3 separate regions of the Mus musculus genome follow, and regions 1 and 3 are each linked to region 2. A link is a loop called in an ENCODE intact Hi-C map of the cell type or tissue named here. Cell type or tissue: left cerebral cortex. All regions are shown on one strand.

What was found. A loop is a pair of places that touch in the nucleus more often than their neighbours do. Peaks named below come from ENCODE experiments on the same cell type or tissue, not always from the same donor. Only the 100,000 strongest peaks of a DNase experiment are listed, where the experiment ranks them.
Region 1: a loop joins it to region 2, with 2.1 times the contacts of the local background. A loop is called at or near these places in 4 of 42 quality-filtered maps.
Region 3: it touches region 2 in a loop (1.9-fold over the local background); 5 of 42 quality-filtered maps call a loop at or near these places.

The regions. Positions count from the first base shown.
Region 1 is chr14:63,758,619-63,761,118 of GRCm38, reverse strand. The region is part of intron 1 of Xkr6 (X-linked Kx blood group related 6); the gene reads right to left. Among named protein-coding and RNA genes, the nearest start is that of Gm36218, 18 kb to the right of the region's middle. In left cerebral cortex, a CTCF peak has its summit at 1,121 (motif pointing right); a DNase peak (open chromatin) is centred at 1,133.
Region 2 is chr14:63,691,833-63,694,332 of GRCm38, reverse strand. The region is part of intron 1 of Xkr6 (X-linked Kx blood group related 6); the gene reads right to left. Among named protein-coding and RNA genes, the nearest start is that of Mir598, 34 kb to the left of the region's middle. In left cerebral cortex, no CTCF peak of the experiment used is centred here; DNase peaks (open chromatin) are centred at 1,247 and 1,526.
Region 3 is chr14:63,740,213-63,742,712 of GRCm38, reverse strand. The region is part of intron 1 of Xkr6 (X-linked Kx blood group related 6); the gene reads right to left. It overlaps Gm36218 (a long non-coding RNA gene), which reads left to right and starts at 1,296. Exons shown (of 3, transcript XR_383494.4): 1 at 1,296-1,363; 2 at 1,670-1,745; 3 at 2,407-2,500. In left cerebral cortex, no CTCF peak of the experiment used is centred here; a DNase peak (open chromatin) is centred at 1,209.

The sequences.
Region 1 (2,500 bases), 67 kb before region 2:
GAATTCAGGTCCTCACACTTTAATGACTGAGCTATCTCTTCAGTCATGTGCTGGGACTGCACTAGTTTTTGCTTGTTTGGTTGGTTAGTTACTTAGTTAGTTTCTTTGTTGTTACTGTTATTGCTGTTGTTGAGATAGGGTATCACTATGTAGTCCTGGCTAGTATAAAACTCACACCCAACCTCGAGTCCAGGAACCCCTAAGATGATATTGTTAACATAGTCCTCTGCCTTGTGCTTTGAGCCTCCTGGAATGCTGTGCCTATTCAGTCAGGAATACATCATAAACAGTGGCGTGAATGAAAATCTTCTTCAAGCCCAGACCCTGGCTTGCTTTGGTCATCTCAAGCAAAATTTTACCCTCAGCCTCGCACAAACAGTCTCTCACATCTTCAACCTCTTCTTATCTTGATACAACACTTTCTCGATTATCCCTCCCTTTCTTGATTATAATCCTCCCTTCTCTCCTATAGATGGCATCTGGGTCTGTGTGGCTTGCAGCTGCCTTCTTCCCCTGACCAGCATTGAACACAAAGCAAGTATTCAATGAATCTTTGTTAAACAAACAAGTAAGTGGACAAACTCAGCAGCTATTCCTAGGATGCTCCATCACTGTGTCTGGTGAACTCTAGTTTCTTCTATAACCGTTTTCTTGTGGTTCTTTGGAAATTCTCAGCAGACGTTATAGTCCCCAGATGCTGACATCACTGAGAGAGCTGGGACATCAGTGTAACTGAGGATGGATACCCATGGATACAGTCAGAAATGAGAGCTATGGGGAGCAAGACTACAGATGCCCCATGGTGTCCTGTTCACAGAAGGGGACAAGCCCAGCCCTGCTCTCCCTGACCCAGCAGCTCAGAGCCAAAGGAGATACATTGTACAACAATTACAGAAATGGCACAAACTTGGACACCAAAGAATGGGAGTTGCTGATCCCAATCTTCCCTACAGAGCATACCTTCAGAAAGGGAGAACCCATTGACTGGGATTTGTTCTGTGCTCCCTGCAGTTGAAGGTGTAAATTTGCCCTTCTATGCAGTGGTGCAAGGCATGTGTCCTGATAACCAAAAGGCACAGCATTCCAGGAGGCTCACAGCACGAGGCAGAAGACTCAGTCCTGCCACTAGAGGGAGCTACCTGGTGTAGATTTACCTAACCCTCATCTGTGCTGGTGGCTGGGTATCAGATGTACCGTGGGGAGAGTGACATCCTTAGCCAGGCACACTGGAGGTGACTCTGGAAACTGAGGCACGATGCTCAGGTGATCTCAGCTACCCAGAATACTCAGTATTGCAATGGGAATGAATTACACTCATTTGCTTGGGCTGAGGAAAGCAAGCAGTAAGATGCTGCCCAATGCTGACAAATTGTGCACGGGTTAACACTTCTCTAATAACTCACCGATTGCCTCTGGGAAAATAAGGCACCTAGAGAACCATCGTGCAATCGTTTCCAAGAATATACAACCGTTGATTGCATCAGACTAGCCCCAAATCCTGAGCCATGCCAGACATGAGACCACAAGACCCAGCTAGAAAATTCAAATTAATCTCAGAGATTTAAAGAAGTAATGTGGAGTGAGAGGAAAAAAAAATGTCCACTCTCAATATAGCAGGGTGATCCTAAGGAAGGGTTCAAATCCCCATTCTACTACCCAAAGTGGATATGCTATGAAGTTTTAAACCCCATGCATTTCGGGCTCATATCAATATCTATCTTACAGAACTAGAGTTATGAAAATTAAACCAAATAATATATGTGAAATAATTACTACAATGCCTAGGCATGCTGTACGCTCCAGGAAAAAAAAAAGTGTCATTAATAAAGTCATGACAGTGCAAAGGCAAAGAATGTATGCAAACATACTGCCTTGGTCACACCAATCACACTGGCTATGTTTCCTGCAGCTTTAGTAAAAGACTCTGACAAAAACAACTTAAAAGGGTAAAGGGTTTATTTCGATCATGGTTTGATGGTACAGTCCACACTGGCAGGGCAGTCGAGGTAGTAGGAACCTAAAGCAAGCTGGTCACATCACATCTATTCCGAGGAAGCAGAGAGCTATGGATTCACACTGATGCTGTTCTTCTCCATTCATACAGTCCAGGACCCCAGCTCCAAAACTGTGTTGATCTTCCCATTATATATATATAATATATATATATATTATATATATATAATATATATATTATAAAATAGTCTGATATATAATATATAATATAATATAATATAATATAATATATATCAGACTATAATAAATATATATTATATATAATATTATATATATATATATATATATATAATAAAATAGTCTGATCAAGAAAAATTCTCATCAGGCATGCCCAGAAGCCAATCTCCCAGGGGATTCTAGACCATGCCAACTCTTTCCAAAAAACCTATCCCTTATGAGTGGGAAGTACTTTTATCGATGCCACATGAAGAAATGGTTGAGGCAGCCTGCTTCCCTGTCTGATCTGAAACCTTGCTCTGGCAGAATT
Region 2 (2,500 bases):
CCAGGTCACAAGTTTCCCTACCAAACCCCATGACTGGACTGCAAAACTCAGCCAGGGTCGTATTTCCTTTTGGGTGCTGGGAGTGATTCTGAGAGGACAATGGAGCTGCTCAATGAGAAAAAGACAGAGTTGAAGATGTCCATCTCAGCACTGTTGTAAAACAAACACTGTTTGGGTGACCCGAGGTTCAGGAAGACACACATACTCTGCAGCGATGAGGGCTCTGGCAAGCTGTCACAGAAGTGATCAGGAGCCAGGGGAGGGGCTCAACACCCAGAAAAGTGAGACAGGAGGATTGCTGAGAGAGTTCATGGCCAACCTGGGAAACAGTGAGTTCTAGGTCAGCTTGGGCTACAGAGATCAATGAATTAATCAACCAAATAAGCAAAGAAACACAGTGATTATGAAAACCACACAACCATGTAAGAAAGTGATCTGAACACAGAAGTTTATGCCCATTGTAGTTACAATAACAAATTTTAAATTATTTATAAAGGAATGCAGAAATTACTAACTAAAGTTCTTAATGGCTGGAAATTACATTTCTTTTTAAAAATCCTATCCTATTGTGTTATTTTTATAATAAATAATATTTGATAAAAGCCAATGGAGCTGGAGATGTAGCTCAATTTGGTACAGTGCCTGCTTAACATGCAGGAAGACCTGGGTTCAATACCCACAGTGTGCATAGCAGTGTACACCTATAATCCCAGAACTCAGGGCACGGAGGTGGGAGACTTAGAAATCCAAGTTCATTCTTGGCTACAAGGTGAGTTTGAGGCCAGCCTGGAATATATAAGAGAAAGAGAAACAGAGAGGGAGAACAGGGGGAAATAAAAAAAAATAGGGGAAGGGGGCGAGGAATGAAAGAAATTACAGAGTGGGGAAGGGAAGAGGGGAAGAGAAAAGAAAAATGAAAGCCAAGTGGAGAAGCCCAGAGAGAACGGCGCGTGTGGGGTTTCTAGTGGCCTCTGCCTTACATGGCCTCGGCACGCCTCTCCAAGCACACAAACACACACTACCTGGCAACCTCCAGAGAGTTTCCAGATCTGACTCCTTTCTTGTCCACCCACAATCTGTGCTCATTGCTACACTTTATTTTCGACCGTCAATATTTTCCAAACCCACGGAGTTGAGATCTGGTCTGAGCACCACGTGTGGACAGCCTCTCGGTAGTGAGAACAGATGCACCATGGGCAATCTCGGCCACTCGCAGCTTTCCTGTGCACAGAAGCCAGTGGCTTATTTTCAGGCAGGATCCCAGAATTCAGCTATATTTTACACTGCCATTTTAAAATAACGCTCTCAAAATACAACTCTCCTGTGTCTACGAATTGCGCTGTTTTCCATAGAGCATACCCTAATTCTGGAAGGGGAGAAAGGCAGGCAAATATTTATTCAGAAAGTGCTTCGTATTTACATAGCACCTAACGCTAATGAAACATCTTCCCCATCCTAATGATGAGATTAAGGTGTATATTTAGAGCTCCACCCACCAGCCTGCCTGTGCCTCATTCAGTCCAAGTCTGAAGTCAGCTCTCAGGCTTCACTAGCTTCCAGCATTAGTGTGTGGGATCTATTTTACTCCCTGCTAGGAAGAGGTGCTTGCTAGCAACATTCTTGCTTTTTCTGAGGCTCGAAGAAGCTTCTCCTCTCTGTGGGTGCTGGGCGCACTGCCAGCCTGAAGGAAAAGGAGAAGTTCTGCACATTCGGAGGGGGGGGACGGGGGCTGGGGGTGGTCCTTGAGTCCTTCACACATCTGTAGCAGCTCCTAAGACTGGATTTGGTCTAGAGAGGGGGAGTTTCAGTATAATGGAACCTCTCTGTGGGGTACAGTCAACCTTCCCGGTCTCAAAGGATGCACTGCTCTGCCCCAGTAGGAGCCTGCTCTGTTTCTCACTTCCAGCTCCTCATTCCGCCTGGATGGCCATTTCCTGGCCTTCTCTGGCCCATTAATAACTTCACCATCCTCTTTTCTGTCCCCTTCCAACTCTCCTTCCTTTTGTCCCAGGCCAGTCTTCACAAAACTCAATTGGTGCCAGCACTTGCTTCATCCCCTAAGCTCCATTGAGAGCTACTAAGGACAGGGACCATGACTCTTGTCTCTGGTGACAGGCCACATTCAATCTCTCTTCAGCAGGTGCGCTTGCTGAAAGGCACACAGAACCCTCTACAGGGAGGGCTGTGCAGTCACTTGTAAGGAGCAAAGGTGAGAGATAGGCAGGGGTCTCAGAGGGGACACTAATTAGCCCTCATGCCAACCTGATAACTCTAGGAGAGCTAGTTTTCCGTATTTCACAGACAGGATTACAAAACACCTTCAGAGGTAAATAATGTTGGTAAAGGACAGGAGAGAGGTGAGTGAGTGGTGGTAGGTAATGGGGTTGCTGCAGTGGGTAACCACTGCCCTGAGACTCAAGGAAAAATAAAATGCTTGTCAGAGGTTGGAGGTACTAGTAATGCCTCCCTTCTGTCCGACCTTGATTGGCCATGTCACAGG
Region 3 (2,500 bases), 48 kb before region 2:
TGTGGGACTTGGCTGGTAGCATCATCAGACCCATTCACTCCTTTCTTCATCCACTCCCTCCCTCAAGGAGTGTTTGCAGAGCTCCATGAAGATGAACCCTGCTAGGTTTTCACCTAGAGACCAGGTGGCCACAGAGCCACTCACTAGAGAATACCCACTCAGCATCAAATTAGATCCACGTGGCAGCCAGCCTAGGAGAGATAATGAATGGTTGATTTCAGCCATGTGTTGTGGCACAGGCCTATAATCCAAGCACTCAGGAGACTGAGGCAGGATTGCCATGAGTTTAAAGACAACTTAGGCTTTGACCCTGTCTCAAGAAAAAAAGAAAAAAAAAGACAGAAGAGGAAAGATTATAAGATTATTAGACACGTAATGTAAGAACATCTGCCCCTGAAGCTTAAGCATAAGACTGGGGAAAGGGAAATCAGGCAGAGGCCCCAATGTAGGTCCTGATCTCTCCAGAGAAAGGCAGCTGGGCTGGATCACAGGGACCCTGAGGTGGCAGTTGGGTTAGAGACACAAAGAATGCCCTGAGAAAACAAGAGGGTCAGTGTGATGGAAATTCTGAACTGTCAGCTTCACAGAATCTGGAGTCACAGTAAGGTGCCTCCAGGCACACCTGTAAAATTATATAGGTTACGTTAGCCTCTGGGCGTGCCTGTGAGAGATGACTGAGAGTAGGTTAATTGATGTGGGAAGATACACTTTACCTGAGGAGAATACATTCCCTGGACTGTGCAAATTAAAGCAAGCTAAACACTAGCATTCACTCTCTCTGCTTCTTGACTGAGGATGGTCTGTGGATGGATGACTGCTTCAAGCTCCTGCTGACTTGATCCCCTGTCACAGTGCCCTGTGCCTTTGAACTGTGATCTCAAATCAACCTCTCTCCCTTGAGTTGCACATCTCAGGGTATTCTGTCAAAGGAACAGGAAAAACAATCTAAGATGGTCAGCCAAGGCTTGGTTGAGAGTGGCTTTGACAGCCAGCCTAAAGTTCCACTCCTGTCTCTTCTGCTACACTTGTTCCCAGGCACCTAAGATGACACAGGGTGGACCTTCAGTCCTCTGGGTCAGATTTCAACCCTACGGACTTATGAGACTTCCACAGGAACAGCTGAGGAAGTCAAAGGTTCGCACTTCTCCCTCTGTCTGCCCTGAATCCCCTCACCCACCCAGGGACAGCCTCCTCCTCATCATGACTCAGCCCGGCTCCACTCCCAGCTCCCTTCCTGCCTCTAGCTGGTTACCATGGTGACCTGGAGGAACCAGGTTCATACCTACCTTGCCTGTTAAGACCTGGCTTTTGGAATCACTCCAGGATTGAATACTGTTCTTAGCCTGCAGCAGATATTTAGCAGGTACCGTCTGGTGGGGAGGGGGAGCTTCCTCTTCTGTGAAAGTTTAGGAAGGGGGCAGTAGTGGAGAAGGGAGGCCCAAGGGCAGATACCTCCATCACCAAGATGCTAGGCCAGTATTTCTTTCTACATTTTAGGACTCCATATTGGAGGTATGCTAGACAGCTTTCTATTACTATGACAAGTACCGGAGATAGCCAACTGTTCGCTTGTTATCTGTTTGGTTTGTATGAGATGTAGCTTGGAACTTGCTATGTAGACCAAACTGTCCTTGAACTTGTGGTGATACCCCAACTGTTGAAATTACAGACATGTTCCACCATGCCTTGCTAAAGAAGAAACCTTTGGCTCTCTGTTCCAGAGGTTCCAGACCAGAACATCTGTGGTGAGGCCATATATAATACGGCAATGTATGATAAACTAACCTGGCTATATAATCATGGCTGCTGTTATTTTTGAGTCTAACGCATCTCTTACAGGCTCATGATTTGAGAACCTGATCCCCAGGTTGCGGGGTTATTTTAATGGCTGTGGCTGGTAACTTTTAGGAGGTGGGACTTTGAAGAGCCCTGGCTCCAGCTATTGCCTCTGCTTCCTGTTTGCTGCACACGAACTGACGAGCCTCTGCCACGAACTCTGCCTTCCCCACCCTCTGAAACTATGAGCCCTTCAGTCTTCCCTTAAGTTGTTCCTGTCAGGCAATGTTATTCCGGCAATGAGAGAAGCAAGTGTCACAGGAAGCAAGGGGGAGGGGAGAAGACCATCCCGGTGGTCCATCTCTTTGTCCCCACCACCTCCCATGAGCACCGTGCCAGGGACATCTTCAACACACGGGCTTTGGGGAGGTACTCCAGAACCAAACTGCAGCAGAGGGGCCAGGCGGAGGGGCCAGCAGCTGACAGCTGTCAGGGGTCTAGAGGGAAACTACGGGTGACATCACAAGTTCCCACTGCTCCAAGCCATGGCATGTGTCCCAGTTGAGAATATGTTTAGGAGGGATACGGGCTTGTTTGTTGAAAGCTGTTGTTCTCATCAAATTTACACAGACCACCACCAAAATGCCGGTCAGCTCTTCACCACTTCAACGGATGCCTACAATGACCAGCTTAAGGGAAAAGGGAAAAGTTTGATTTTGACTTG